Linked DNA regions of Mus musculus: region 2 is linked to region 1. The links are chromatin loops, found by intact Hi-C in ENCODE. Cell type or tissue: left cerebral cortex. All regions are shown on one strand. Each heading gives the region's core, and the rest is flanking DNA. Links, peaks and the distances in the headings are about the cores only.

Region 1 (15,974 bases), core at 4,585-12,584:
TAATTATTTGGTCAATTTTAGAGAAGGTACCATGATGTGCTGAGAAGAAGGTATATCCTTTTGTTTTGGGATGAAATGTTCCATAGATATTTGTTAAATCATTTGTTTCATAACTTCTGTTAGTTTTAATGTGTGTCTGTTTAGTTTCTGTTTCCAGGATCTGTCCTTTGATGAGAGTGGGGTGTTGAAGTCTCCCACTATTTTTGTGTGATATCAATGTGTGCTTTGAGCTTTACTAAAGTTTCTTTAATGAATGTGGATGCCCTTGCATTTGGAGCATAGATGTTCAGAATGGAGAGTTCATCTTGGTAGATTTTACCTTTGATGAGTATGAGGTGTCCTTCCTTGTCTTTTTTTTTTTTTTTAAGTTTAGTTTGAAAGTCGATTTTATTCGATATTAGAATGGCTACTCCAGCTTGTTTCTTGTTAATATTTGCTTGGAAACTTGTTTTCCAGCCTTTTACTCTGAGGTAGTGTCTCTCTTTTCTCTGAGGTGGGTTTCCTGTATGCAGCAAAATGGTGCTTCCTGTTTACTAGCCAGTCTGTTCATTTATGTCTTTTTATTGGGGAATTGAGTCCATTGATATTAAGAGGTTTTAAGGAAAAATCATTGTTGCTTCTTTGTTATCTTTGTTGTTAGAGTTGGGATTCTGTTCATGTGGCTCTCTTCTTTTAGGTATGCTGAAAGATTACTTTCTTGCTTTTTCTAGGACATAGTTTCCCTTCTTGTGTTGAAGTTTTCCCTTTATTATCCTTTGAAGGCCTAGGTTCGTTGAAAGATATTATGTGAATTCAGTTTTGTCATGGTATATTTTGGTTTCTCCAACTATGGTAATTGAGAGTTTTGCTGGGAATAGTAGCCTGGGCTGGCATTTGAGTTCTCTTAGGGTCTGTATGACATAGTCTCTGGTGAGAAGTCACATGTAATTCTGATAGGTCTGCCTTTAAATGCTACTTGAATTTTTCTCTTACTGCTTTTAATATTCTATCTTTGTTTAGTGCATTTGGTATTTTAACATTTGTCAGACAGAATTTCTTTTCTGATCCAATCTATTTGGAGTTCTGTGGGCTTCTTGTATGTTTATGGGCATATGTTTCTTTGGTTAGTGAATTTTTCTTCTATAATTTGTTGAGAATATTTACTGGCACTTTAAGATGAAAACCTTCATTCTTATCTATACCTATTTCCATAGGTTTGGTTTTCTCATTGTGTCCTGGATTTCCTGGATGCTTTGAGTTAGGATCTTTTTGCATTTTGCATTTTCTTTGACTGTTGTGTCCATGTTTTCCATGGAATCTTTAGCATCTGAGATTCTCTCTTCCTTCTTTGTATTCTGTTGATGATGCTTGCATCTATGGCTCCTGATTTCTTTCCTAGGATATCTATCTCCAGAGTTGTCTCCCTTTGTGATGTCTTTACTGTTTCTACTTTCATTCTTAGATTCTGGGTAATTTTGTTCAATTCCTTCTTCACCTGTTTGGTTGTGTTTCCCTTTAATTCTTTAAGAGATTTTTGTGTTTCTTCTTTAAGGGCTTGCACCTGTTTACCTGTGTTATCCTGCAATTATTTAAGGGATTTTTGTGTTTCCTCTTTAAGGACGTCTCCCTGTTTAGTTGTGTCCTCCTGTATTTTTTAAAGGGAGTTATTAATGTCCTTAAAATCCTCTGCCAGCATCATGAGATATGATTTTAAATCTGAGTCTTGCTTTTCCAGTGTGTTGGGTTATCCAGGACTGGCTGTGGTGGGAGTACTGGGTTCTGATGATGCTAAGTAGTCTTGGTTTATGTTGGCAAGATTCTTGTGTTTGCCTTTCACCATCTGATAATCTCTGGTGTTACGTGTTCTTGCTGTCTCTGGCTGGAGCTTGTTCCTCCTATGAGTCTGTAAACCAGTTTCAGCACTCCTAAGAGACCTGCTCTCCTGGCAAGACCAGTGCACAGAGGGTAGCAGAACAGCCCCAACTCCTGGCTGCAGATGTAGACCCATAGGACCTTGTTCCAGAAGCTCTTCTGCTTCTGTGGCCTGTGCTCTCCTGAGTGGTCCTGCCTTAGAGAGACACGAGAGAGGAAATGGAGATCTCCCCTGAGTTCCAGGGACCAGAGCACTCCCTAGAGGCAAACTTTTCTGTGGCAGGGAAGGTAGGCCCATAGGACCCTGTTGTCTGCTTTTCAATCATATTAGCTACCAGAACACACAGCTACCAGGAACTTTGAGCTGTCTATTTTCAGCAATAGTCTCATCCAGGTGTTTCACCGGTTTCAAATCTTTGTAATGTGATCACATTCCATTTTGTGTGTATCCCTGACTACACCATGTTCCCTCTGTGCCTCCTATGTTGATGAGTCACTACCTTGTCTCATTTTTCATTACTTTCTTCATAGTTAGTAATATCTAAAGAAACTATGCTTATATGTTTGCTTGCTTGGTATCTGTCTCCTCACTAGACAGGAATTCTTTCTGTTTTTAGTCACATTGCTTTGAATTTTACACATAGAACAAGAAACTCCTCCCCCAAAGCTGTTGCTCATATATCCTCTTTGTTGTTTGACATGGGTGAACTTTGAGGAAATAAGTAAAGTGAAATAAGCCAGACCCAGAAAGATAGTTATGGTATGTTGTCATTTCTATTCATGGAATCTAAAAACTAAAGAAATAACCCCCCTAGAACAGTGATTCACATGCTGGGTTGTGATACCTGTGTGGGGTTGAATGACTATTTCACAGGGGTCACCTAAGACCATTGGAAAACACAGATATTTATATTATAATTTATAATAGTAACACAATTACAGTTACAAAGTAGCAACAAAAATAATTTTATGGTTGGGGGTTACCACAAGAGGAACTGAATTAAAGGGTTACAGCATTAAGAATGTTGAGAGCCACTAGTCTAGAGAAATGAAGAAAGGTAATCAAAATGGATTGTCATTAAAAGTGAGAGATGGAGTGTTGTGGCGAGGGAATTTTCACAATATACAATACATAACTGTATGAAAATATTGTTTATAAAATTATAACATACACAATGAGAATATACCATAAAAATTTTTACAAAATATTGTGTGTTTGTGTGTGTGTGTGTGTGTGTGTGTGCGCGCGCACACACACACACATAAGCATATGTGCTTCTGGGAGTTGTATTCAGTGTTTGTAACAACTATTTTAACATTCTTTTTATCTAATATCTATCTTTCCATAACATACTCCAATTTATAAAATAGTTGAGCAATACCTAATTCAGTACTGTCTAATAGAACATACCTAACTCATTTGTTCTTAAAATATTCTAGGATTCATACTTAAGAAGTATGAATAGATAACTAAAATTAATTTTAAAATGTATTTCAGTTGTCATTGAAAAGCATTAGATATAAAATGTAACATCCATGTAATACACTGTTCATGTCCCAATTCATAATTTCAGAGACCTGCATTAACTTCAGACCAAAACATTACAAGAAAATGGGGGAAATATGCAATTGATAAATTTTAAATCGTGTGCTGTTCTGAATAGTATTAATTTTTCATTCATCCTTTGTGGATGGGAATCATACAGTTGGGTGGTGAGCCTGTGTGCTATCTATGCAGTTTATGTTACCTTATTATTTGTTTTTTAGTGTCTGTCTCAGATGATCAGATCTACTGAAGGATGTGGAAAGGGGAGGGTGGGGAGATAGAGTGAGAGAGCACAAGAGCAAGAAGAAGAGCAAGAGCATTAAATTCCCAATATGTTTTTTTTTTTTTGAAGGATATGCCCAATGATCTAACTTACTCTCACAAGGCCTTATTTCTTATACATTTTAAACATTTACTAGTCAGCTAGACTAGTTTTCTATAACCCCTGAGTTTTCAGAGGGCATGCACTATGTCCCCAAACCATCCTCTTCCCACAAGTTACCCTCCTTTCAAATGCCTACAATGTGCACAGGCCTGGTGTTAGATTAGGATTGACTGAGGTGATAAGGAAATCCAAGAAAGAAAAACAACAGGCCTTCAACAGGCACAAATTGTCTTTTGTTCAGGACAATGAGGAACAGCATTACCACCATGGGAAAAGGGACCATATGTGCATGGCACAAGAGTCTTGGGGAGCTTAATGGGCAGATGAGAGTCTTGGGGTGGAAGATTATATCTGCAGATCAGTTCTTGTGTGGTGACAATGTTGTAATTACCACCAGAGGTTGGTGTGGCCTTGTCAAGAGGGCAGATATTTTTTTGGTAGTAGGGAGATTCCTTAGTTGATGAGTACCTACTATCAAGCTCTCTTGTCAGGGGTTCCCATATCTTAGTAGCCTGCAGACAGTATCATTGAGTCCATGCTTTGGGAGAGGCCATACCACTTCAGACTTCCTTACAAGGACATATAGACATAAAGCCTAGAAGTCTGTAGGTGTTAGGAGCATGTAAAATTCCTCCCCCAGATCGTTAGTCCACCTGAGGTTTCTGGATCATTAGACTTTTATGTCAGACCTTGAGAGCAAAGAGAAAGGGAAGAGTGCCAGGTTCATTTGGCTGTTCATGCTCAGTGGGTGGTGAAATTGATTTTTATAGGGCCCATGAAGGCATAAATCAGGTTGTTCTCATGCAGCAAGAGGACTGTTTTAGGTTGATTGTGAGTCTGTTGTTATGTCCTCTCAGAGAAGTGTCTAGGAAGTTGTCTTAGTCAGGGTTTCTATTCCTGCACAAACATCATGACCAAGAAGCACTTGGGGAGGAAAGGGTTTATTCAGCTTACACTTCCATACTGCTGTTCATCACCAAGGAAGTCAGGACTGGAACTCAAGCAGGTCAGAAAGCAGGAGCTGATGCAGAGGCCATGGAGGGATGTTCATTACTGGCTTGCTTCCCCTGGCTTGCTCAGCCTGCTTTCTTATAGAACCAAGACTACCAGCCCAGAGATGGTCCCACCCACAAAGGGCCGAAATTTCCCCCTTGATCACTAATTAAGAAAATGCCTTACAGTTGGATCTCATGGAGGCATTTCCTCAACTGAAGCTCCTTTCTCTGTGATAACTCCAGCTGTGTCAAGTTGACACAAAACTAGCCAGTACAGAAGTTAAAGGGCTACAAGTGGCTGATTTGGTTACAAAATGAAACTGAGAGATCACCCAGTTCTGGAAGTCAGTGCACAGAAGTTGGGTAAGTAAGTGGAACTGACTGTTTTAAGAGCTAGTGAGTTCTGTTTATGATGGGTACCCATCTCTCTTGAGTAGAGATCAAGAGGGGAGATAAGAATAGAAGCCACAGACTGTAGTGCAACTGAGATAAAGTAATCTAGGACTAATGTTTTCTTTTAGATTCAGTTCTTTGGGCTAGTGGCTAGTCCCACCACCAAGAATGCTGGTGCAAAGTAAGTTAGCAGATGCAACAAGGGGCTTCAGAGAATTGAAGGGAGAGGACAGAAAAAATAGAATATTAATATATATATATATATATATATACATATATATATATTTGGATGAAAGGGATGAATATTCCTTGCATCCAGATAACTTCTACAATGTCCAAAGTATCTTCTTACTAATGTATTCAGAACAAATGGAGTTCTTGAGGGTTGAGAACAAGTATGGGAGCTTACATGGAGCTCTTCTGTTTACATATAGGAGGAAGTCTCATTATTTTAAGGGAGCTGGGTATATTAAATAAAACATTTAAAAGACATGTTCAAATGTAAGTATGAGTCTCCAGCATAAGGAACAAGAGTCTGGAAGCTTCGTATGAGAAGTCAGTTAAAGCAGTAGAGAAACAGAACCCCATAGACTCATCCTTAGAGGATGGTTTAGCAAAGTTTCAAGGATGCCACTTTGATATTTTGAATAACTTCCTAAGCCTGTGTGGTTGATGACAGAATATCTGGGAAGCTCCTTTGACTATGGAACAAAAGTGGTTAGATATAGAATGACGCATTATAGTGTGTGAGAATTACTCTTCCAGGAAGAAATAGTGTTCCATAATTTGTAAATACAGCTTTTATACTTGGCCTCAGCATTTAAGAAGATAGGACTGTTTCTCAGTTATAGATAGACAGTTTAGAGCTGAAGGAAGCCAAGAAGTATCTTATTTCCCCAATAGACATTCAGACAAAACAAAATTATAAACTATTATATTGTTTACATAATATTATATATAATATTTAACTCAATGCAAAAATATATATCTTCTTTTCAGCAACTTATAGGACTTTCTACAAAATTGCCCACATACTTGGATACAAAGCAAGTCTCAACATGATAAAATAACTGAACACCCTGGCTATTCAGGCAGTGTCAGGCATGGCTCTTAATTTCTTTAAAATTTTACATTTGCTTATTTATTTGTTAAAGGAAAAGAAACCGTGCAATTGTGGAAGTCAGAGGGTACCTTTCAAGATTGGTTGTCTCCATGTCATGGGTTCAGGGAGGCATATAACTTTATCTGTTGAGCAATCTTGCTACCCTAGATATTGACTTATCTATCTATCTATCTATCTATCTGTCTGTCTGTCTGTCTGTCTGTCTGTCTGTCTATCTATCTATTTTGCCCAGCATGACTAGATAAACAAATAATGCAAGATCTCAGTCTATGGAAACTGAGCTTCAAGTTCCCATAGTGCTGCATTGACATAATCCAAATTGTGCGAAGCATTCCTGTGTCTGGAATGGAAGATCCATAGTCTTGTGAGTTTCTTAGTAGGATTTGAGTTCTTAAGACAGAACAGGAAGGAGTAGGAAGATACGTCTGTTGACTTGAGGTACTCTTGAACTTCAATACTGGAAAGAAAGAAAAGAGGATCACAGAGGTTTACTAGTCAGCCCCTGTAACTAACCTGGCTATGACCAGGCCATGAAGACACACACACACACACACATACACACACACAACCATCCCTCACAGAGACAGAGACAGAGAGGCAGACACACACAGAGGAGAAACAGAGACACAGATACGGAGAGACAGAGAGACACAGAGAAGGATAAACCTAAACCAAACTTCATGTACTTTTGTTTTTCTCTGTTAAAACAAAAACAAAAAACAAACTACAAACAAATAGACGCCCCCCCCACACACACACAAATTTACATGATAAAGGCTAGATTGTCCTGAGGTTTTCCCTGAAGCCTTAATTTATGGAGAAGATCCGCAATTCCTTTTCTAATCCAGAACTTGTTTCAAAGAGTCAGTAGTGGCCCAGAGCCAGAACCCTGGGGGAGTTGTGCCTTCAGAGCCAGAGAACTCAACTCTTCCCACCCTGAATTGTTGTAGTTATCGATTCCAAGGCCACTGAATGCTTGGTCTGTGATGCTTTTTAGATATCTGTGTTCCCTTTGCACAACATTAGCTTCCTTCAGACTTTGTTCCAGCATGTATGTGATAGCTTTCCTGTGAATCTGTCTCATTCTCTGTCGCTTTGCAGGTAGTATGTAAAACGCTGTATTTCTAATAAACTTGTTTGTGCAATATCTCCTGGCCCTAGGTTTTACGTCTTTTTCTTCTCATCTTCTGGCCCTCCCCTTTAGGACTCTGTAACTAAAGAATAACTTGTTCAAGCCACTTCCCTCCCCCTCTCTGTCACACACACACACACACACACACACACACACACACACACACACCATAAAAGCATACAATCAGAAAAAAATATATATGTACTCAGAAGACCAAGAAGAAAAAAATTCCTAATACAAGACAACAAGTTTATTTTGTGTTGACCAACTGTCTGGGTGTGTGGCCTGCCCTGAAGTGAAGTTACTATACCCAATGAAACGCCACTGGAGAAGAATAGTTTTTCCTTTGCAAGTAGGTTCCAATTGTAGACAGCTTCTTAGGACAGGGTGCCCATGTCTACTCCATACTCTTAGCACTGGAACCCCAGCTGGCTTGAATCTGTGTGACTCCTGGTAGTGAAACAACAACAACAACAACAACAACAACAACAACAACAACAAAACATCCGAGCAACACAGCAATGAAGCTATGCACAAAGATAGGTGAATTTGGGCACAAGAATTTGCAGGGCTTGAGACTTCTAAAAAATGTGTTTGTGCTGCTCCCGTGTGTTTATATTTGGAATTACAACAATCTCGAGTAAATATCTTGGACGCATACAAATCAAAGCTCAAATGTTCATAAGCATGAAATTCTCTGCAAAGTCTTATAAAAATGGATTGGAATCCAGAGGGCATCCACTGAGAATTCCAGGATTTTTAAAATCAGAGAATATTGTATAGGCCAAGGGATACACAGATTGTGACAGAAATACCGATTTTTATGAAAGAGAAATGGGCTCTTCAGAATAGAAGTGGGCTAAAGAGGTGGGTAAGGACAGATGCTCAAGATTTATGTTTCAAGCATAGTTTATATAGCATGTGCCTTCTTACTCAATTACTGGGCTTTTGTTTCTCATGCTGTGTTTTGTTACATGTAGCTCTGATGGCTGCCTACCAGTAATTCTAGCCTCTGCAAGTGAAGACTGGACAAGGGGATAGCTGTATTGGTCACCCCTGATTTTGGTTGGGAGAATTTGCCTTAATGAATAAGATGCAAGAGCTATGGAAGATGATTCCTGACAGCAAGCTGGGGGTCCTATGGGAACTTACCCCTTACACACACAAGAAAAGAAAAGAAAAAAAACCTAAGTCATATGCTTGTTTAATGGGATATTTGTTTACAGACTAAAGACCACAAACACACACACTCTCACAAAGCACACACACAGCACAACACAGATGTACACTTGACCTTAGACAGCAAACACACATGCAGATGCATGACACCACACTACATGTCGACACATACATCACACACATGCACACACACACAGAGCAAATCCCCAAGCACACATCTCCCCTAGCCAGTAATTTGTAAATTTAAATGTCAATTGTTCCTCATGGTGCATGTTTTGTTTTCTATTCTTGGAACACTGCCTCCTTCAAAGAAATGCTTCCTTTGTTGCTACATTTGCAGCTTTGTTAAGATCTGTCTTAACAGAGACCCTCAACCATTAAAAGAGTTGTCTGTCACATGACCCTGAGTCATGGCTAGATATTTAACAAAGAGACTGCACAGCAAGTTAACTTGTTCATGGTTTTATGTGCCACAAGAGGCTTCAAACTGTTTTATGTGACTGTGGGCTTGAAGCTATCCATTGGAATCAGGTGGGTTCTTTAGTGCCTACACAATTGAAAACAATGGTTGTCCCTCTTCAAGAATCAATTAGCAGCAAGTGGAAGGAAGGCCTCTCTCTGGGGCATGCCTACTGCAGGCATCCATAGCTGCTGTGAGGACAGGGCTGTATTGGCCTTGTTATGCCCTGAACAGAGCATCTCAAATTTCTTCTGCCTATCTTTTGTCCCTTACATTTTTGGGGGGTGGGGGCTCCCTCTTCCACAATATTCCCCGAAGCTTGGGTGTGCTACATGTTTTTATAAATATTTGTATTAAGAAATTTCTACAAATGAGAGAAAATATTCAAGAAGAACTTCTACACTAATTTCCAGAGTTGCTGTGCCAATTTACACTTCTACAAATAGCAAATAAATGTTTCACTTTCTCCTCATCGACACTAGCATTTTTTTTCAATTTCTTTTTGTCATTTTTGATTTGGCTCTTAGCCATTCTGATTAGGATCTGATGAGATATCAAGGTATTTTAAATTCTATATTTTCTTCCTAGGTAAGGATGTATAACATTTTTTAAAAATTTTCTTAGCCATTTGTATTTCTTCTTCTGAGACTGTTGTCTTTAGTTTCATAACCCAATTTTCAATTAGATTGTTTGGTGTTTATGTCTCTCTCTCTCTCTCTCCCTCTCTCTCTCTCTCTCTCTCTCTCTCTCTCTCTCTCTCTGTGTGTGTGTGTGTGTGTGTGTGTGTGTGTGTGTGTGTGTGATAGACACCAATTCCCTGAGAGATTTTAGTATGTTATCCTGTTTGGCTTGGAACTCTCTACATAGACTATCCTTGAACAGACAGAGATCTTTCTGCTTCTGCTTCCTGGGTGCTGGTGTCTATGTATCACCATCTGTGATTTAAGAAATATCTGGAATTGTAGTTTTGAAAATCACTATAAGTAAAACTGATTTTTTGATATAACTATACCATTTTTATCATTTTATCTTTTATAGGCACTTGCAGAATCCAGGCAACATGAACAACATATAAATACAAAGTTAATGTTTTGCAATCAGCACGCAGAAAAGTTTCATCATTCTGTCCTTGATTTCCCCAGAGCTACCCCTTTTATAGATATAAGAAACAGCTTTGTATCACCCCCATTAACAATTCCACTGCCTAGAGTAAGAGCTGGTGGAATACATGTTTGTTGAATGATTAAATGAATAAAAATGTATTGATGCTAACAAATGGAATTTGATATGGGAGTTCTAACACACACACACACACACCCTCTAGTTGAGAGTTGAGTTGTGTTTTTTTATTTATTAAAGCAGAATTAGAGAATCTATAGCTGGTAAAAATCCCAAGGAAATTTACTATCTCCTATAGCATTTCTTCTTTCACAAGTGTGGAAAGTCTGACTGTTAGGTTTCTCTTTATTTTATCTTTTATCTTTTATTTTTAATTTTTAATTTTTTATTAGATATTTTCTTCATTTACAATTCCAATGCTATCCCGAAAGTCCCCTATACCCTTCCCCTGCCCTGCTCCCCAATCCACCCTCTCCCATTCCTGGCCCTGGCGTTCCCCTGTACTGGGGCATATAAATAGTTTGCAAGACCAAAGGCCTCTCCTCCAAATGATGGCCAATTAGGCCAACTTCTGCTACATATGCAGCTAGAGACACGAGCTCTGGGGGGTACTGGTTAGTTCATATTGTTGTCCCTCCTATAGGGTTACAGACCCCTTCAGCTCCTTGGGTACTTTCTCTAGCTCCTCCATTGGGGGCCCTGTGTTCCATCCAATAGATGACTGTGAGCATCCCCTTCTGTATTTGCCAGGCACTGGCATAGCCTCACAAGAGACAGCTATATCAGGGTCATGTCAGCAAAATATTCCTGGCATATGCAAGTTTTTAACTGTCTGTATTAAATGACCCAGAATCACCTGAAAAGTGCCTTAATTGAGTATCCTGTGGGCATGTCATGGAGGGATTTTCTTGATTGTTAATTTACACACACATACATACACCACACACACACACACACACACACACACACACACACACACACACACACACCAGTCCATTGTGGGTAGCACCATTCTCTGTGCACAAGGTCTTGAAAACGATCTATGTATTTATTTTCTCTGCTCTTGATTGTAGGTCAAGATTGTAGGTAAGAGTTCTGTCCTGACTTTTCCACAATGGTGGACTGTAACATGGAACCCTAGAGGCAAATCAACTCCCTTTTTAAACAGGATTTTTTTTTGTGGGGCTAGCAAGGAGACAGAAAGGGTATACATCACTCTGTATAACTGAACTTGGGGATTGTCTTAGTTTTTAAATCAATGTTCTATAGATCTGTGTGTGAGCACAATAAAACTACTTCCTAGCTTTCAGCCTTGGGTACTGGTACACTTGATCATTTTCTGCAACACTGTAATGATTTATATTGTCCACTTAACAGAATTTAGAATCACCTAAGAATCATGCTTTCTGGGAGATCTGTGAAAGATTATCTGGACTAGATTATCTGAGGTGGAAAAATGTTGCTCCAAAGAGAAAAGTGTGCTAAGTCCAAACACTCGCTGCTGCTGCCAGCTTTCTTACTGTGACAGCTACCTCAAGCTCCTCCTGAAATGACTTACCTGATGTCAGAGACTGTACACTTGAAATGTGAGCCAAGATAAGCCTTCTCTGCATTAAGTAGACCTTGTGCATTTGTCACAGCAACAGAAGTAACTGACACCTACTCCAGAAGCCTACATAGTGATATAGATATGCCTCTACTTCCGCTTTTAATAATTCAGACTTAGCTGACTGACACTGCAGATATAGAGGGGGAATCCTCGTTCCTTCAGTGTGGCACCTGAATCTAGTATTTTTATTACTTGATTCTTCTACAAGTTTTCTTTCACACATCTCATTCTAGTCATTTAGGATACATGGGAGGGTTATGTATTTTTTGCACAGGCTGACTTGGTGTTAGATTTGTGTCCCTAGACCCTTCGTGTCAAGTTCTTAGTAAAAGAAAAAAAAATCTATCAACTTCTTCATGGGTCAATATCTTAGGTTGATTTTATTGTTGTTGTTTGTTTTGTTTTGCTTTACTTTTTTTGAAACAGGTTATCTTGTAATTTGGGTTGGACTTGAAATTACTATACAGTAAAGAAGGGTGGCTCTGAACTTCTACTCTGCTTTTACTTTCTAAAATTTGGGCCTGTGTAGGTTTAAGCTGTTTTTTAAATAATTTTTATCTTGTGCATTATTATTATAATAATTATAGTGTCAGGGGAGGGATGCATACATGTAATCATATATGTTAAGGACTTCTTGGGAATCAATTCTCTTTTCAGCTTGTTGAGGCAGGATTTCTGCTATTTCTGCCATGCTTTGTGGACATCTGGCATTTCATGTGATACTCCTGTCTCTGCCTTCCATCTTGCTCAGTAGTGCTGGAACTGTAACTGTGTGCTATTGTACCTGGATTTTTAAACATGGATTTTGATGATTAAATTAAGGTTTCCAGGCTTCCTATGAAAGGGGTTTTAACCACTGATCCATATTGTCAACCTATTTTCATTTAAACTAAAGATTTTATTTTGTCAGAAGTGATTTAAGAAAGACTAAGGAAAGCAAGTGAGTTTTTCTCAAGATGGCCTTTCATGGTCTACAATGGGAGAGCTCTGAGGTAGGCTCCACAAGACTTCCTTCCAGGATTGCTTCTTATTATTTTTATAGCTTTTCCATCACTATTACATAGTCTAATGATTCCTGAACATTAGCCCACCCTATTGGGCATATTTTCTGAAGATCACTAAAAATGTACTTTCATATATAATGCTATGTAGACAAATTGATGATTTCATAATTCCTAAAGTGATTCTATAGAATTCCTAAATTTATACAAGTGATTTTGAGCTCTCTATAGTATGAAAGCTGCAGTTGGAGCTCAATAAAACTTCATGTATAATGGGCTAATGATGCTAGGATAAGAAAGCAGGCTTGGAACAAATTTATACTCAGGGAAAACATTTGTCCTATGTTAGCTGTGAAGCCATTATGTGATAACTAAAGTTTGTAAACTGGGTATGGACAATCTATTGTAGGTGCAAGAAGAGAAAATAAAATATTGACTGGCTTATCTATATAGAACTTCAAAATAATAAGACACTGGACAAATGATTTGTCTCCTGGCAAAACTGTGCTATGACATAAGAATCATTGTTTTAAACTTTTAATGAACTTATGGAGCTCATAACAGATAATGAATTTTTTTTCAGGTACAAGTCTTAATGGAAACATATGCAAATATTTCTGCTGTACTTCTCTATCGTTTTATGACGAATTAGTGTCTTAAACTTTCTATGAAGTTATGGAATATAAAGATTCTTGAAAAATTATGTGATCAATTATTGTGTAAAAGTATAAGAATGAAGAACAATAAGGGAGAAGTTTTTTCTTTTTTTCAGCAATAAACGATGGAGCTTCCTTTTCGTGCAGAATAAGTGAGGTTTTATTTCTGTATTGATGCTTGCTCATTGGAACTTCTGTTCCATCTACCAAATGTATATATGCATATGTAAGTATAGGTGCATATATACAGATATGCACAACACTTGTGAATGATAAGACAGGTGGTCAGGTGGCCAGGCATGAGCAAAATGTGTGTGTGTGTGTGTGTGTGTGTGCATGAATGTATGTGTGTGTCTGTGTGAGGTGCTTGGGGAAGATATTTTCTTTCTCTTTTTTTCTTTTCTCTCTGGTTCACAAAGAGTTAATGAGTTCCATGCCTCTTTCCTGGCCACTGAGGGGCATTTGAGCCTGGTAACTAGGCTTTGTATCCTAAATCCCTGATACTAACAGAAGGGCTTTATTACTAGAAATCGCTGGCATATAGCCATAGAATACTAAGAAACTAGCACTTATTAAAGTACAAAATAGTAAGATAAAGGAAATCAGAACTTATAGCACAAATAGTAAGATTATAAGGCCAGATCATCAGTCTTTAACCTTCATCCAACTCTGTGTCCTGCTTCAGTACCAATTAATAATCTCCAGGCTGGAGCTGAACTCCAGCATTGGTGTTTTATTTCAATGATGTGTATATGTGTATGTCTGCCTTAACCACTATCCACTGCAAAAAGAACCTTCTCTGGCCAAGGCTGAAGTAATTTCAAACCTATGGGAATAAAGATAAATACCCATTGCATAATGGAACTTAATAAAGAGAGACAGGCAAAGAGTATATGACAGTGGAACTATAAACTCATAATGCAGCTGAACTCTTTCTGTAAACTAGGTATAACTTCAGAGTGCAACATATCACTCATAATTAAACAAAATCAAATCCTGCCAGTCATATAAAAGTGCAGCAATACATAGTGAGTGAGACTTTTCTTGAGGATATACAACACACGTACCCACTGATCCTCAATAGGGAACTGAGATCAAAGTAATGATTGCACCAATGATCAAATCCAATGAGCCAATGAGTTTTTATTGCGGTTATGTATAGGAGGAGAGATGACTTGAAACAGCTGTGCATCAAAGCCCACCCCAGCAAGAGTGACAAGTCATGGAAACAAAAATCCCAGAGCTCTCTGTATGACTTTAGGCACCTAGACAGGTTAGAGAATCTCCTCTTGGTAGCAAGGATGACTGGTCTCCTTTTCCAGCAGTTATTTTCTCTTTCTATATCCTTGGAAAAGGGTCTCCATGAACCTCATAAGTTTCCACTTTCTTAGACCTGTGAAGTTTGTTTAGTTCCCAAGCCTCATGAGCTTTCACTCTTTCCTTGTGGGAATATTTCAGTTCAGTGTGAAACAGTCCACTTGGGACAATTATTAGCAACCATGCTGATTAAGCCAATTAAGAGAAAACAGGTCCTTTAATAATTGATAAACTAACAATAGGCTAATGCCTCCAAAATCTCTTTTGGTCCCAGAACCCAGGAATAAAGTGTTTTCAAAGCCCCCCCCCCCCACTCACACACAATTACATCACACAATTACATCAGTGTTGGGGGATTTACATCAGTGAAGGGCTTGAAGTAACCTTGTAACATCTGGTTTTCTTTTTTTGTTGTTGTTGTTTTTTTTGTTTTTGTTTTTTCTTTTTTTTTTTTTGAGCATAGCACTATTTCCCAGATACCATATGAGAATTATGAGAATTATTTATAATTTATGTGTCCTCTAGTTATTTTAGCTAAGTTTGCACAAATATTAATTATTGTGATTAATATATCTGTTTCAACCATGGTCAAGGTCAGGTTCTATCTCAAAATCACTGCCGTGTTGGATATGGCTACTGATGGATGAAAGGCCGAGTTTTGTTCAGTAGGACATAAAATAGAGTTAGGATAAGATAGTATTATCTTAGTGATCTAAAGAGGAAAATGGTATACAACAGTACATTGCACTCAGTACAGAATCTTGTCAATCTTAATTAGTGTCCATGTTACTGATTTCTATATTTATTCTTTTTATTGCTATTTTACATTTCTCCTTTGCTGTGTGTATGTGTATGATGGTGATGATGATGATGTTTACGTGTGTGTATGTGCATGTGTGTATATATAAATACATGTGAATGAGGAAGGGCACATGTATGCACAGTAAGCATGTGAGAACAGAATGTTGGTCATCATTTCACACCTTGTTTAAGACAGGGTCCCTTGTTGTTAAATTGCTGCATATCACAGGCTGGCTGCCTAGTGAGCTTGTGGAGATACTTTTGTCTCTAGCTTCCATATTGCTGCAGATATACTGCGATTACAGATGGGTGTTGCCATTTCAGTTCTGAGGAATCCAAATACTGGTCCTTAAGTTTGTGCAGCTAGTGCTTTATTTACCAAGTACCACTTCCCCTGTCCTTATTTC
Region 2 (15,974 bases), core at 4,844-12,843, 240 kb before region 1:
TGGTACTGAATACTTACACTGTGGCAAGGCCAAAATGAGTCATGTGTAGAGAATTCTTTTTACTAAGGATCTGTGATCATTGTATAATGGCAAAAAGATTGTAAGAGCCAGAGGTCATTGAGGAGGGCTCTGAAACAGTATTTCCAGATGTAACTGGATAACTACATTCAGAAATTCACAGCTGCTGTGATTGTCTACAAGGAGCTTACACAAGATCAAGCCAGGCTAAGACTTTATTTTGAAGGTACCACATAATTTTTTCATAAAACATGGAGAAATCAAGCTGGAATGGAACAGGAAGATTCCTCCCTAATGGCTATCTTTCAGAGTCATGCAGGCTTCTAGCAGGGGGAGACTGGGGTAGGAGGCATCACTAGCAGTCCTACTAAGTTGTGACCCAGTATGGCAAGAGTTTCCCATGGGTTCAATAATGGCACAAATGGTATGGGGGTAACCAATTCCTATACAACTAGATATAAACCCTGCTTGTTCTACAGGAGGAAACATGCTTGGTGTTGAAAAACTGGCCAAGAACCCACAGCTATGGAGCTTATAGCCCCCAAGATTGAACCCCACTACAATTATTTTTCTAAATGGACATAGTTAAAAACCTGCCATATAAATTTATGTATCTCCTCCTAGATGACTGGAGTTATCAGATCTCATCAGAAATGTTTCTTTGTGAAGTGGATGGATGGCAGTTAACACAGAAATCTACAATTGATCAAAGTACAGTAAGACTCTGTAGCAAGCTTAGCTACAAATTGGACATCTATATCGCATGCATTTTCCTCAAGACTCAAGAACCATCATGAAAGAGGAAACAGAAAGACAGTATAAATTAGAGAATGGAGAATATTGAACCAGAGTCTTCTTGTTTAACAGGACTGCAACACTCATGAACTCATAGGTTGTCTGCACAAGACCTGCACAAAATCAAGCCAGTCAACATTCCAACATGAATGGGAGGGGCTCACAAGTCTCCACCCCTAGCTGAAGACGAACTGGAAGTTGATGGCTTCTGAGGAGGGCCCATTTTTTAAGGGTGTGGTAGATTGACCACACTCCAGTTGCTAGTTCCCACACATGAATACATGTGGAGCATATACTGGACTTTAAGAAGAGAGGTTACAAAGATTGGAGGGGTAAGGGTGAATCAGGGATGAGTTAACAGAGAAATGATGAGTGAATATGATCAACTACACATATGTATCTATGAGTCGATGGGGGCCATTCTTATTTAAACAATTACAACCATCACTGATATATTTAAAATATATTTTAATTAATTCTTTAAGAATTTTATACAGGACCAGGCATAGTGGTATACACCTTTAATCCCAGCAGTTGGTACACAAAGGTTGGTGAATCTCTTTGAGTTTGAGGCCAACTTGGTCTACATAGTAAGTTCCAGGATATCCATGGCCACATAGTGAGATGTTTTCTTTTTTTAAAGATATATTATTATTTTTTGACCATTTCCTATATGAGTATCATATATTTTGGTCACTGTTAGCTTTTCTAGGTTCTAGTTTTAAAAACTACCTTTTCCTTTTCTATGTATTTTTTGAATGCCAGGCAAAATCCTAAGCATCTTTCTCTGACAATCTGAGCTTTCTTATTCTTTCTCTGAAGACATCATTTAAGCTTTGTGGCACACACACTTTCCATACGGCTTGAAGACCTGCTAAGGCTTAACTTGTCTCAAAAAGCATAGATTTTTCTTTTCCTCTTCTTATTCCTCCTGGCATGTGTCAGGATTTACACATTGCCTACAGTGTTGTTTTTCTTTCTAAATTAAATAAACTACTTCCGAGGTTGCCTTCTTAGTTCTTTAAAACACTGCTTTGTTAATGAGTCTAAACTCACAAATTAGAACCCTAGTTCTCCTGGGAAAGTGGTCCTGGAATTATAGATCTGCCTTCATTCCTGGCTCCATGTGGTGGTTCTTGACTATTCATTCCTCTTATCCACAAATCAACTATTTTGTGTTTAAATCCAGGTTAGTCAAATAAAATCTAGCTTGTTTGAATATTGCTAATTTTAATATAAGTATATATTTGCTATAGTTCTAGTCTAGATTCTTTGGCACTCCTATGAATCACCATCATATCTGGTAGGCTTCATAAAATCAGCTATTTGTTTAAGCTCTGAATCAAGAAATTGAGAAAAATGATTCACTCTCCAAGCCCAGCTCTAGGGCAACAGATTCAGAAGTCCGTGCCAGGGTTTTCCATTGAGTCTATAGGTCTTCATGCTTGCAAGGGAAGCATTTTACCTACTGATCCATCTTTTTTGTTTGTTTGTTTTTGTTTTGTTTTGTTTTTTAACCAGTCAACATAGAGACTTGCTTGTACAGAGGTGATCTTTTTAAAAATTTTTTTATTTTATTTTATTTTATTTTAATTAGGTATTTTCTTCATTTACATTTCCAATGCTATTCCAAAAGTCCCCCATACCCTCCCCCCCACTCCTCTCCCCTCCCCCCACTCCCACTTCTTGGCCCTGGCATTTCCCTGTACTGAGGCATATAAAGTTTGCAAGACCAATGGGCCTCTTTTTCTACTAATGGCCGACTAGGCCATCTTCTGATACATATGCAGCTAGAGACACGAGCTCCAGGGGGTATTGGTGAGTTCATATTGTTGTTCCACCTATAGATTTGCAGACCCCTTTAGCTCCTTGGGTACTTTCTCTAGCTCCTCCATTGGGGGCCCTGTGATACATCCAATAGCTGACTGTGAGCATCCACTTCTGTGTTTAATACCCAAGATATAAGATACAATTTTCTTTTTTTTTCTTTCCATTTTTTATTAGGTATTTAGCTCATTTACATTTCCAATGCTATACCAAAAGTCCCCCATACCCACCCACCCCCAATGCCCTACCCGCCCACTCCCCCTTTTTGGCCCTGGCGTTCCCCTGTTCTGGGGCATATAAAGTTTGCGTGTCCAATGGGCCTCTCTTTCCAGTGATGGCCGACTAGGCCATCTTTTGATACATATGCAGCTAGAGTCAAGAGCTCCGGGGTACTGGTTAGTTCATAATGTTGATCCACCTATAGGGTTGCAGATCCCTTTAGCTCCTTGGGTACTTTCTATAGCTCCTCCATTGGGAGCCCTGTGATCCATCCATTAGCTGAGTGTGAGCATCCACTTCTGTGTTTGCTAGGCCCCGGCATAGTCTCACAAGAGACAGCTACATCTGGATCCTTTCGATAAAATCTTGCTAGTGTATGCAATGGTGTCAGCGTTTGGATGCTGATTATGGGGTGGATCCCTAGATATGGCAGTCTCTACATGGTCCATCCTTTCATCTCAGCTCCAAACTTTGTCTCTGTAACTCCTTCCAAGGGTGTTTTGTTCCCACTTCTAAGGAGGGGCATAGTGTCCACACTTCAGTCTTCATTTTTCTTGAGTTTCATGTGTTTAGGAAATTGTATCTTATATCTTGGGTATCCTAGGTTTTGGGCTAACATCCACTTATCAGTGAGTACATAATGTGTGAGTTCCTTTGTGAATGTGTTACCTCACTCAGGATGATCCCCTCCAGGTCCATCCAATTGGCTAGGAATTTCATAAATTCATTCTTTTTAATAGCTGAGTAGTACTCCATTGTGTAGATGTACCACAATTTCTGTATCCATTCCTCTGTTGAGGGGCATCTGGGTCTTTCCAGCTTCTGGCTATTATAAATAAGGCTGCTATGAACATAGTGGAGCATGTGTCCTTCTTACCAGTTGGGGCATCTTCTGGATATATGCCCAGGAGAGGTATTGCTGGATCCTCCGGTAGTACTATGTCCAATTTTCTGAGGAACCGCCAGACTGATTTCCAGAGTGGTTGTACAAGCCTGCAATCCCACCAACAATGGAGGAGTGTTCCTCTTTCTCCACATCCTCGCCAGCATCTGCTGTCACCTGAATTTTTGATCTTAGCCATTCTGACTGGTGTGAGGTGGAATCTCAGGGTTGTTTTGATTTGCATTTCCCTGATGATTAAGGATGTTGAACATTTTTTCAGGTGCTTCTCTGCCATTCGGTATTCCTCAGGTGAGAATTCTTTGTTCAGTTCTGAGCCCCATTTTTTAATGGGGTTATTTGATTTTCTGAAGTCCACCTTCTTGAGTTCTTTATATATGTTGGATATTAGTCCCCTATCTGATTTAGGATAGGTAAAGATCCTTTCCCAATCTGTTGGTGGTCTCTTTGTCTTATTGACGGTGTCTTTTGCCTTGCAGAAACTTTGGAGTTTCATTAGGTCCCATTTGTCAATTCTCGATCTTACAGCACATGCTGTTCTGTTCAGGAATTTTTTCCCCTGTGCCCATATCTTCAAGGCTTTTCCCCACTTTCTCCTCTATAAGTTTCAGTGTCTCTGGTTTTATGTGAAGTTCTTTGATCCATTTAGATTTGACCTTAGTACAAGGAGATAAGTATGGATCGATTCGCATTCTTCTATATGATAACAACCAGTTGTGCTAGCACCAATTGTTGAAAATGCTGTCTTTCTTCCACTGGATGGTTTTAGCTCCCTTGTCGAAGATCAAGTGACCATAGGTGTGTGGGTTCATTTCTGGGTCTTCAATTCTATTCCATTGGTCTACTTGTCTGTCTCTATACCAGTACCATGCAGTTTTTACCACAATTGCTCTGTAGTAAAGATTTAGGTCAGGCATGGTGATTCCACCAGAGGTTCTTTTATCCTTGAGAAGAGTTTTTGCTATCCTAGGTTTTTTGTTATTCCAGATGAATTTGCAAATTGCTCCTTCTAATTCGTTGAAGAATTGAGTTGGAATTTTGATGGGGATTGCATTGAATCTGTAGATTGCTTTTGGCAAGATAGCCATTTTTACAATGTTGATCCTGCCAATCCATGAGCATGGGAGATCTTTCCATCTTCTGAGATCTTCTTTAATTTCTTTCTTCAGAGACTTGAAGTTTTTATCATACAGATCTTTCACTTCCTTAGTTAGAGAAACACCGAGATATTTTATATTATTTGTGACTATTGAGAAGGGTGTTGTTTCCCTAATTTCTTTCTCAGCCTGTTTATTCTTTGTGTAGAGAAAGGCCTTTGACTTGTTTGAGTTAATTTTATATCTAGCTACTTCACCGAAGCTGTTTATCAGGTTTAGGAGTTCTCTGGTGGAATTTTTAGGGTCACTTGTATATACTATCATATCATCTGCAAAAAGTGATATTTTGACTTCCTCCTTTCCAATTAGTATCCCCTTGATCTCCTTTTGTTGTCGGATTGCTCTGGCTAATACTTCAAGTACTATGTTGAAAAGGTAGGGAGAAAGTGGGCAGCCTTGTCTAGTCCCTGATTTTAGTGGGATTGCTTCCAGCTTCTCTCCATTTACTTTGATGTTGGCTACTGGTTTGCTGTAGATTGCTTTTATCATGTTTAGGTATGGGCCTGGAATTCCTGATCTTTCCAGAACTTTTATCATGAATGGGTGTTGGATCTTGTCAAATGCTTTTTCTGCATCTAACGAGACGATCATGTGGTTTTTGTCTTTGAGTTTGTTTATATAGTGGATTACATTGATGGATTTTTGTATATTAAACCATCCCTGCATCCCTGGAATAAAACCTACTTGGTCAGGATGGATGATTGCTTTAATGTGTTCTTGGATTCGGTTAGTGAGAATTTTATTGAGGATTTTTGCATCGATATTCATAAGAGAAATTGGTCTGAAGTTCTCTATCTTTGTTGGATCTTTCTGTGGTTTAGGTATCAGAGTAATAGTGGCTTCATAAAATGAGTTGGGTAGAGTACCTTCTACTTCTATCTTGTGAAAAAGTTTGTGCAGAACTGGAATTAGATCTTCTTTGAAGGTCTGATAGAACTCTGCACTAAACCCGTCTGGTCCTGGGCTTTTTTTGGCTGGGAGACTATTTATAACTGCTTCTATTTCTTTAGGTGATATGGGACTGTTTAGAAGGTCAACTTGATCCTGATTCAACTTTGGTACCTGGTATCTGTCCAGAAATTTGTCCATTTCGTCCAGGTTTTCCAATTTTGTTGAGTATAGCCTTTTGTAGAAGGATCTGATGGTGTTTTGGATTTCTTCAGGATCTGTTGTTATGTCTCCCTTTTCAGTTCTGATTTTGTTAATTAGGATTTTGTCTCTGTGCCCTCTAGTGAGTCTAGCTAAGGGTTTATCTATCTTGTTGATTTTCTCAAAGAACCAACTCCTCGTTTGGTTAATTCTTTGAATAGTTCTTCTTGTTTCCACTTGGTTGATTTCACCCCTGAGTTTGATTATTTCCTGCCGTCTACTCCTCTTGGGTGAGTTTGCTTCCTTTTTTTCTAGAGCTTTTAGATGTGTTGTCAAGCTGCTAGTATGTGCTCTCTCCCATTTCTTCTTGGAGGCACTCAGAGCTATGAGTTCCCTCTTAGAAATGCTTTCATTGTGTCCCAAAGGTTTGGGTACGTTGTGGCTTCATTTTCATTAAACTCTAAAAAGTCTTTAATTTCTTTCTTTATTCCTTCCTTGACCAAGGTATCATTGAGAAGAGTGTTGTTCAGTTTCCACGTGAGTGTTGGCTTTCTGTTATTTTTTTTTGTTATTGAAGATCAGCCTTAGTGCATGGTGATCTGATAGGATACATGGGGCAATTTCAATATTTTTGAATCTGTTGAGGCCTGTTTTGTGACCTATTATGTGGTCAATTTTGGAGAAGGTACCATGAGGTGCTGAGAAGAAGGTATATCCTTTTTTTTTAGGATAAAATGTTCTGTAGATATCTGTCAGATCCATTTGTTTCATCACTTCTGTTAGTTTCAGTGTGTCCCTGTTTAGTTTCTGTTTCCATGATCTGTCCATTGGTGAAAGTGGTGTGTTGAAGTCTCCCACTATTATTGTGTGAGGTGCAATGTGTGCTTTGAGCTTTACTAAAGTTTCTTTAATGAATGTGGCTGCCCTTGTATTTGGAGCATAGATATTCAGAATTGAGAGTTCCTCTTGGAGAATTTTACCTTTGATGAGAATGAAGTGCCCCTCCTTGTCTTTTTTGATGACTTTGGATTGGAAGTCAATCTTATCACATATTAGGATGGCTACTCCAGCTTGTTTCTTCATACCATTTGCTTGGAACATTGTTTTCCAGCCTTTCATTCTGAGGTAGTGTCTATCTTTTTCTCTGAGATGAGTTTCCTGTAAGCAGCAAAATGTTGGGTCTTGTTTGTGTAGCCAGTTTGTTAGTCTATGTCTTTTTATTGGGGAGTTGAGACCATTGATATTAAGAGATATTAAGGAAAAGTAATTGTTGCTTCCTGTTATTTTTGTTGTTAAAGTTGGCATTCTGTTCTTGTGGCTGTCTTCTTTTAGGTTTGTTGAGGGATTACCTTCTTGTTTTTTCTAGGGCGTTGTTCCTGTTCTTGTATTGGTTTTTTTTTTTTTTTCTGTTATTATCCTTTGAAGGGCTGGATTCGTGGAGAGATAATGTGTGAATTTGGTTTTGTCGTGGAATACTTTGGTTTCTCCATCTATGGTAATTGAGAGTTTGGCTGGGTATAGTAGCCTGGGCTGGAATTTGTGTCCTCTTAGTGTCTGTATAACATCTGTCCAGGCTCTTCTGGCTTTCATAGTCTCTGGTGAAAAATCTGGTGTAATTCTGATAGGCTTGCCTTTGTATGTTACTTGACCTTTTTCCCTTACTGCTTTTAGTATTCTATCTTTATTTAGTGCATTTGTTGTTCTGATTATTATGCGTCGGGAGGAATTTCTTTTCTGGTCCAGTCTATTTGGAGTTCTGTAGGCTTCTTGTATGTTCATAGGTATCTCTTTCTTTATATTTGGGAAGTTTTCTTCAATAATTTTGTTGAAGATGTTTGCTGGTCCTTTGAGTTGAAAATCTTCATTCTCATCCACTCCTATTATCCGTAGGTTTGTTCTTCTCATTGTGTCCTGGATTTCCTGGATGTTTTGAGTTAGGATCTTTTTGCATTTTCCATGTTGTGCCGATGTTCTCTATGGAATCTTCTGCACCTGAGATTCTCTCTTCCATCTCTTGTATTCTGTTGCTGATGCTGGCATCTATGGTTCCAGATTTCTTTCCTAGGGTTTCTATCTCCAGTGTTGCCTCACTTTGAGTTTTCTTTATTGTGTCTACTTCCCTTTTTAGGTCTAGTATGTTTTTGTTCATTTCCATCACCTGTTTGTATGTTTTTTCCTCTTTTTCTGTAAGGACTTCTACCTGTTTGATTGTGTTTTCCTGTTTTTCTTTAAGGACTTGTAACTCTTTAGCAGTGTTCTCCTGTATTTCTTTAAGTGAGTTATTAAAGTCCTTCTTGATGTCCTCTACCATCATCATGAGATATGCTTTTAAATCTGGGTCTAGGTTTTCGGGTGTGTTGGGGTGCCCTGGACTGGGCGAAGTGGGAGTGCTGGGTTCTGATGATGGTGAGTGGTCTTGGTTCCTGTTAGTAGGATTCCTACGTTTACCTTTCGCCATCTGGTAATCTCTGGAGTTAGTAGTTATAGTTGACTCTGTTTAGAGATTGTTCTTCTGGTGATTCTGTTACCGTCTCTCAGCAGACCTGGGAGACAGATTCTCTCCTCTGAGTTTCAGTGCTCAGAGCACTCTCTGCTGGCAAGCTCTCTTGCAGGGAAGGTGCGCAGATATCTTGTTTTTGGACCTCCTCCTGGTGGAAGAAGAAGGCCCAAAACAGGGCCTCTCTCAGAAGCTGTGTTGCTTTGGCAGTTCCCAGAAGCTGTCAGCTTCTGTGGTTTAGACTCTCACCTGTGCAGACTAAATTCCTATGTTCCAGGGAGTCCTGGAACCAAGATGGCGACCGCTGCTGCTGAGGCTGAGGCCGCCTCCCAAGCCAGGCAGACACCTGTCCTCTGGTCCGGAAGGTGGCCGGCTGTCTGCGGCCCGCCAAGGGTGCTGCCTCAGCGGCTCTGTGCTTCTGCCTGTCCCAGAAGCTGTCCGGTTCTCTAGCGCACCCTCTAACCTGTTCAGACTAATTTCCTAGGTCCTGCGGAGTCCCGGAACCCAGATGGCGACCGCTGCTGCTGAGGCTGAGGCCACGTCCCAAGCCAGGCGGACACCTGTCCTCTGGTCCGGACGGTGGCCGGCTGTCTCAAGATACAATTTTCAAAACACATGAAACTCAAGAAGAACGAAGACCAAAGTGTTTTGTTACCCATGGAAGGAGTTACAGAGACAAAGTTTGGAGCTGAGATGAAAGGATGGACCATCTAGAGACTGCCATACCTGGGGATCAATCCCATAGTCAGCCTCCAAACGCTGACACCATTGCACACACTAGTAAGATTCTGCTGAGATATAGCTGTCTCTTATGAGACTATGCTGGGGCCTAGCAAACACTGATCCATCTTTTGAAACCACACTGTGGTTGCTATCCTTGACAAGGCCAGCAGAGGGGAATATTGTTACATGACTGTTCCCCAGGTTACAGTTTTACTGTAAAGAGATGTCTGCACATTAGGAATTTCTCAGATTTGATGGTGCACGACTCTAATCCAAGCACTCTACACAAGAGGTGGGGGGAGGGGCAGAAATTCTAGGTCACATTTAGTTGTATAATGAGGTTGAGGCCTAGAAATCCTCAGGGTCATTTGATCCTGAATTGGCACTTACCTGAAGGCTAATACTTGACAGTCAGAAAAGTAACTCTTGATGCTGCTGTTTCTGAAAAGCTGATTGAGCTGAAAAACAGGATAATGTTTCCTAGGTCAGAACCCTGTGGTCCACTGTCAAAGAAATAGCCCTTGAGTATACTTTCCAATCTATGACTTCATTGATAAATGAAAGCCCAAGTATAGGATGTCTTGTTCCAGTGTATGTCATAGCTGTAGCATCATTTGCTAGCTACTGAGTATCTATGTGTTCTTCTCAGTTTATAACTGGGTTAAAAATGTGTCTTTAGGGACTCTTATATTTTAAAAATTGCCCACTGACCCAGTGTTCATAGTCACTCTCTGCCCGGGTGTGAAGTGGATAAGCTACACCATTCTCACCGCATTTTCAATACTTCTTTTGGTTTGCTGGTATTTGGTGGTGCTTGGCTGGGCTATGTCTTGGGAATAGGGTAGGTTGGTGATGGTGAAGTTCAGGTTGAAATGCTGAGAACTGGAACTGGTTGTTGGTATTTCTGCTGGCAGAAGAATGGATGTCTTCATGTCTTGAGAGAGAGAGAGAGAGAGAGAGAGAGAGAGAGAGAGAACTTCCTATCAATTACTTGTCAACAATCACTTAGCCATTCATCATTCATACGAACACCCAAAGAAGTAGGCAACTCATCTCAGTTTACAAATGGGTGCTAAGGAGATGGCTCATCAGTATGTCTTCACCATGCAAGCATGAAGACCTCAGTTTGAATCCCTAACAACCACATAAAAACTGTGAGCAATGACCTACAGCTATTATTCTTCTAAGCTTATATAGTACCATACTGCTTTCTAAATTCATATCTCCCTACGTATAGCTTACTGCTACCTTCAGACCTCACTAGAGAAGTTATTTTCACAGTAAACAATGATAATACTTACTGCAATTCATGAAAGATCAAAGTACAGACAATACATTTCTCTAGAGTGTTCAGCCACAAATGGGACATCTATATCACACACACACACACTGCCCTTGCAAGGCTTAGGGATCACTGTGAAAGAAGGGGTGGAAAGACTAAGTGCTAGAGGTCAGCAAGGATGGAACAAAACAGCATGCTCTAGACATAATAGTACTGCTGTACGTAACAACTGACAGCAGCTGTGTTTGTCTTCAGAAGACCTGTATAAGACCAGTCCAGTAAATATCCAAGCACAGAGAGGAGAGGGTCTCACAGACCTCCATTCTTAGTTGAGGAGCCTGGCAGTTAAAGGAGAGAGAGAGTCACTTTTTTTTTAAGAGTGTGATTCATCATATTCCTGTAGGTGGCCTCACATCCACGCCTATATGAGCATCACAAATTGGTCTTGATGGGTTATGAAAAATTAAAGAGAATATTACATTGGGAGGGGTATACGATGAGGTTGAATGTGTAAGGAGTTGAGGGTGGAGTAGGGGTGAATATGATCAAAATATAGTATATGAATGCAGTTTTCAAAACATTAATAAATATTATATTAAGTAAGTGAGGTACAGCAGGTACTGTAATCCTAGCACTGGAGAAAAGGATGCAGTAAAATAGTTGGAACTTACTGACCAGCGTGTATGTTTGGATTGTGAGCTTCAGATAAAGTTTCAAAAACTAAGGTGGAGCACAATATAGAAAGACACCTAATACCAACTTCTCCATCCACAACATGTACACCACATACACACAAAGTTTATCTACAAAATAAAATAAACTGTTTAGGTGTATTTGCTTCATATTCCCTTCTTCCTTCCTTTAGGTGAATCATAACCAGGAATGATTAGCATGCACCTCCAGAAATCCTCCTTTATACCTGTATTTCATTAATACTCAACAGCCCTTTGCTTTCACCAGATTGATCCTATTGCTTCCACTTATGAAACTAGCATCACCATTTGTACCTATCACGTGCAGATCTTTCAACTGGTAGGTGGCACCCAGCCAGTGGGAGGAGGCATTCAGTGTCTTATTCAAGAAGACTTGCTTCACAAGGTTGGGATCCAGATGAGAGGAGAACAGTGCCTCAAGAGTGACCACTGTGGAGCCAGACCTAGGAACAGAGACCACAGGAATTCAGATAGCAATCAAACCTAGCAGTGTTACAAACTGCTACTTTTAAAGACTCAAAGATCTGTGAATAAGGATTGGGGTTATCCAGAATACTCAGAAACTCTAGGTACTATTTTTCTAGGAAATATGTTTTTTAGAAAATAAGCTGAACTACAATAGCAATAACAACATATCTTAAACACTTGATATGTATTAAGAACCTTAAAAAGTGTCTTCCATCTCTCTGGTGAAATGTATTTTTATAATTATTTTCATGTTAAATTTCAGAGGTGGGGCTGTAGAGATGACTCACTGCATAGGAAAACTCATATCATAAGCACAAGTAACTGAGTTCAGACCACATAAAAAGTCTGGGCATGCTGTGCATAGTCCTATAACCCCAGCATTCTCCAGGCTAAATAAGAAGATTTCTGGGTCTTCCTGGCTGCAAGCCTAACTTTATGTTCTATGAGATGCCCTGGCTCAAGATAATAAGGTAGAGAGTGATATAGTATGATATCTGATACTCTTTTCTGGCCTTTGCCCATGCCTGTGCATCTACATACTAGTGAATACACCACTCACATATACCACACACACACATACAATTAAAGGAATACCAAAGGCACTGAACTTTGGAAGCATTGCAAGTCCTGTTAGATGAGCCAGCACTTCTCAAGCACAGGCATCTTTGTTCCTTCCCTAAGACCAGAGCTTAAATCTCATGTTGGTAGTCCTTAGGATATTAATTTATCTGAGGCCCAGATTCTGTCAAATTACTATTGTACCCAACCCATAGAGATCTATGAGAGAATTTAATGAGATGATCATGCATGACAGTATTCAATAGGGAGGATTGTCTGGGATAAATATAGTTATCATGTTTAATTTGAATTCTGTGGCAAAAAGTGTTCCCCCAGATCTATCCTATTATTGTTAAATTTATGGAGGCAGATCAGTCAGATTCCAACCTCTAGAACTTACGTCATGTTGGTGACCAGGCAAGACTGGAAGACTTCTTTTAGCTGGCTGCCTGTGTAGAGTGTGGTGACCTAAAAGGAAGAGTAAAGAGGATTGGTTAGAGAGATCAACCATGGGGGTGAAGAGATCACCATAAACAATGGAACATATATGAATCTGGGAACATAGTTCAAATACTTACTCTGCCTCAACCTACTGTATCCCTCCAGACATTACATAGCTGGTACAGTTTGGATCTGAAATGTCCTTTGGGGGAGGCTCATGTGTTGAAGGCCCAATCTCTACTGCAGCAATGTCAAGGTTATGCATGTGACTAGATAATAATGATTGGACCTTTTGATGGACTAATCTATTGAGGTAGTTATAGTTAAATGAATGATTGGGAAGTAGTGGAAACTGTAAAGAAAGATGTTTACTTGGAGGCTTGGAGGAGATAATTCATTGGGAGTGTGCTGTTGAAAGACAGAGTCGTGTCCCAGATTCCTTACATAGGAGTAGCACTGCCTTACACACACTCCAGCCATTGTCATGTCTCACATCTCATGTCTCATACCTCACTTAAGGTCCAAAGTAATAGAGATGGCTGAGCCCAGCAATCAGTTGAAAAAAACCTTCCTTTGGTAAGCTCTTTGTTCCAGGCATTTTTTACAATCTAGAAATCTAACATAAGACAAAGACACCTTTAATTTTTTTTTTTTTTTTAGTTTTTTCGAGACAGGGTTTCTCTGTATAGCCCTGGCTGTCCTGGAACTCACTTTATAGACCAGGCTGGCCTCGAACTCAGAAATCTGCCTGCCTCTGCCTCCTGAGTGCTGGGATTAAAGGCATGTGCCACCATGCCTGGTACTTTAAAAGTTTTATTTATTTGTATCTTGTGTGTATGCTGTGGTGCATATCTGGAGGTCAGAGTCCAACTTTATGGACTTCTTTGCTTTTACCATTAGATGTGTTCTAGGGATCAAACCCTGGACATTAGATTTTTCCAACAAGTATTTTACTCTCTGAGCCATCTCAGCAGCCTTCCTGGTGCTTCTCCATGAGCCTCAGTTTGTGTGCCTGGAAATAGACCACACACCTAAACTGTACCATTGAAAACACTGGAGAAGTGGGAACACATCAGCAAAGTCAAAAAGTTAAAATGATTACTTGGTAGTTATCAGTCAGATGGAGTAATGATAGGGGTACTCAGGGAAGGGAAGGATGGGAGATTAGAAAGTGATTTCACCTTGTCTTCGATGTCCCTCTCTAGGGTAATATATTCTGAAGATGTTGGGTCTGTGTTGTTAAGGTTCCAGTTGATGATGCAGAAGTTTAGCTGGTACTTGCCCTGTATGGTTATATTCAGTGGCACATAGCCTACAGTATCAGAGGAAGAAAAGACCCTTAGTTCTTTGTACAGGTCTAGAGTTGCATTGAAAACCTCTACATGCTATGAGAATAAACCTAAAGTAGGCATGCATGCTAAGAAAGAGAGAGCTCACAAATGCAACATTACTCAAAAGTAGGGAGAAATGGACTTTTACAAAGACTCATATTACTCATAAATTTCTCTTTTTGTTTACCCAGGATCTATTTTGTGGAATGTGCTTCTGCCTTCTTTGCCCAGAAAATTCCCATTTATGCTTCAGGAACCCAACACAGTTGATCTTGATGAAAGTATACACACCTATCTTGTTCAATGTCTTGTCAGAAATGTACTAAGTACATTTCTACCATATCAGATTCTCTTTGAGGAATCCATTCTTGTCTCACCATTCCTCTAAGTGCCTATAACACACTGCTGCTCAAGTGAGACCTATTAACAAAAAGGAGCTCCATATGGAAGAGTCAATGATCCTTTCCCCAAAAAGAATGTATGTTAGACCCTGAATCTTGAATTAAAGTTTATCATGAATCAGCTTGAAGGCTATTATATCATGTGAAATTACCATATGATCTCATTTATAAGTGGAGTAATTATTTTACAAAATTATTGCATACAATTTCCAAAACAATTCTGATTAGAAAAAAATCAAAGACAATGAATCTCTCTCTCTCTCTCTCTCTCTCTCTCTCTCTCTCTCTCTCTCTCTGTGTGTGTGTGTGTGTGTGTGTAAGAGAGAGAGAGAGAGAGGGAGAGAGAGAGAGAGAGAGAGAGAGAGAGAGAGAGAGAGAGAGAGAGAGAGATGGGAACTGATGATCAAAAGGCATGGTTTCTCAATTAAAGTGTCCATTAATTGATGGATAGATAATGCCACAGAAAGAAAATGATTTCTCATTTGTGGGAACTTAAGGACACTTCTCACAAACAGTTGCAGACTAGATGTGATTTAATAGAAGTTGGAAATATACGGGATGACTAGAGGCTTGGGCAAAGGAAGAGGATTGGAGACAGGAGATGACTAGAGGCTTGGGCAAGAGAAGAGGATGGGGAAAATAGATGACTAGAGGTTTGGATAAGGGCAGAGGCTAGAGAAAGATTGATACTAATCTTCAGTTTCAGCTATGTGGGCACAAAAGAAACTCTGGCATTGCTACACTGATAGTGACTTTAGATAATGACATTGAACTGTAAACTTTAGAAAAGGGAAAAGATTTTAAAAGAGTTTTATTTTTATGCTAAAAATGGTAAACAGGGAGCTGGATATATTTAGTGTCATTTAAACATTGCCCAATACAAAAAATGAATAGAAACATGATTTCCCTAGAACATGCTAGCAACATATTTTGTTTCCATGGGCCACTTAAAATTATATTTATTAAAACATTAAATATACAAAAGTTTTGTTATAAGGTAAAGTTCTGAAAATTATTGTGAAGCATCTCTTTTCTCTTTTTTATCACTATATGCTTAAGCTTTTAGATAGAGGATGCTTGGTTTGGTTTTATTGAGACAAAATTTCACTCTGTCTTCTAGGTTGTCCTGGAGCATACTATATAGGTCAAGCTGGTTTTGTATTAATGACAATCTCCCTGCATCAGGCTCCTGAGTACTGGGAGTATAAGTATTAGTCACTGGGTTCAGTTCTGAGAGGGTTTTTTAAATGTTCTCCTTGTCATTTCTGTCTCTATATATCTCTTTTAGTTACTATTTGCAGGTATGTGTGTGTTAACTAACTTGATTATAATAAGTCATTTCAAAAACTATGCATATACCAAACAATCACTGAGATTATTTTAATGCATACAGTGTTATTTTTTCTTTAAATCTCAACAAGGCAGAGGGTAAAAGCAAGGAAATAATCAAATTTAAAATTGATGATATTAGGAGGACACAACATCTGTCCCCAAAACCAGAGTAACTGGAACCAGAGGGACCCACACATGCAGGAACTCCACTAGACAAGTGGC

Evidence for each region. Peaks named below come from ENCODE experiments on the same cell type or tissue, not always from the same donor. Only the 100,000 strongest peaks of a DNase experiment are listed, where the experiment ranks them.
Region 2: a loop joins it to region 1, with 7 times the contacts of the local background. A loop is called at or near these places in 15 of 42 quality-filtered maps.

What each region holds. Positions count from the first base shown.
Region 1 is chr9:18,736,928-18,752,901 of GRCm38, forward strand. No RefSeq gene overlaps it. Among named protein-coding and RNA genes, the nearest start is that of Olfr24, 11 kb to the right of the region's middle. In left cerebral cortex, for the core only: a CTCF peak has its summit at 8,055; a DNase peak (open chromatin) is centred at 8,018.
Region 2 is chr9:18,498,885-18,514,858 of GRCm38, forward strand. Muc16 (mucin 16) reads right to left here. Exons shown (of 87, transcript NM_001378248.1): 79 at 13,870-14,000; 80 at 12,648-12,715; 81 at 11,516-11,664; 82 at 9,997-10,160; 83 at 9,617-9,684. Among named protein-coding and RNA genes, the nearest start is that of Mbd3l1, 29 kb to the left of the region's middle. In left cerebral cortex, for the core only: a CTCF peak has its summit at 9,395 (motif pointing right); a DNase peak (open chromatin) is centred at 9,421.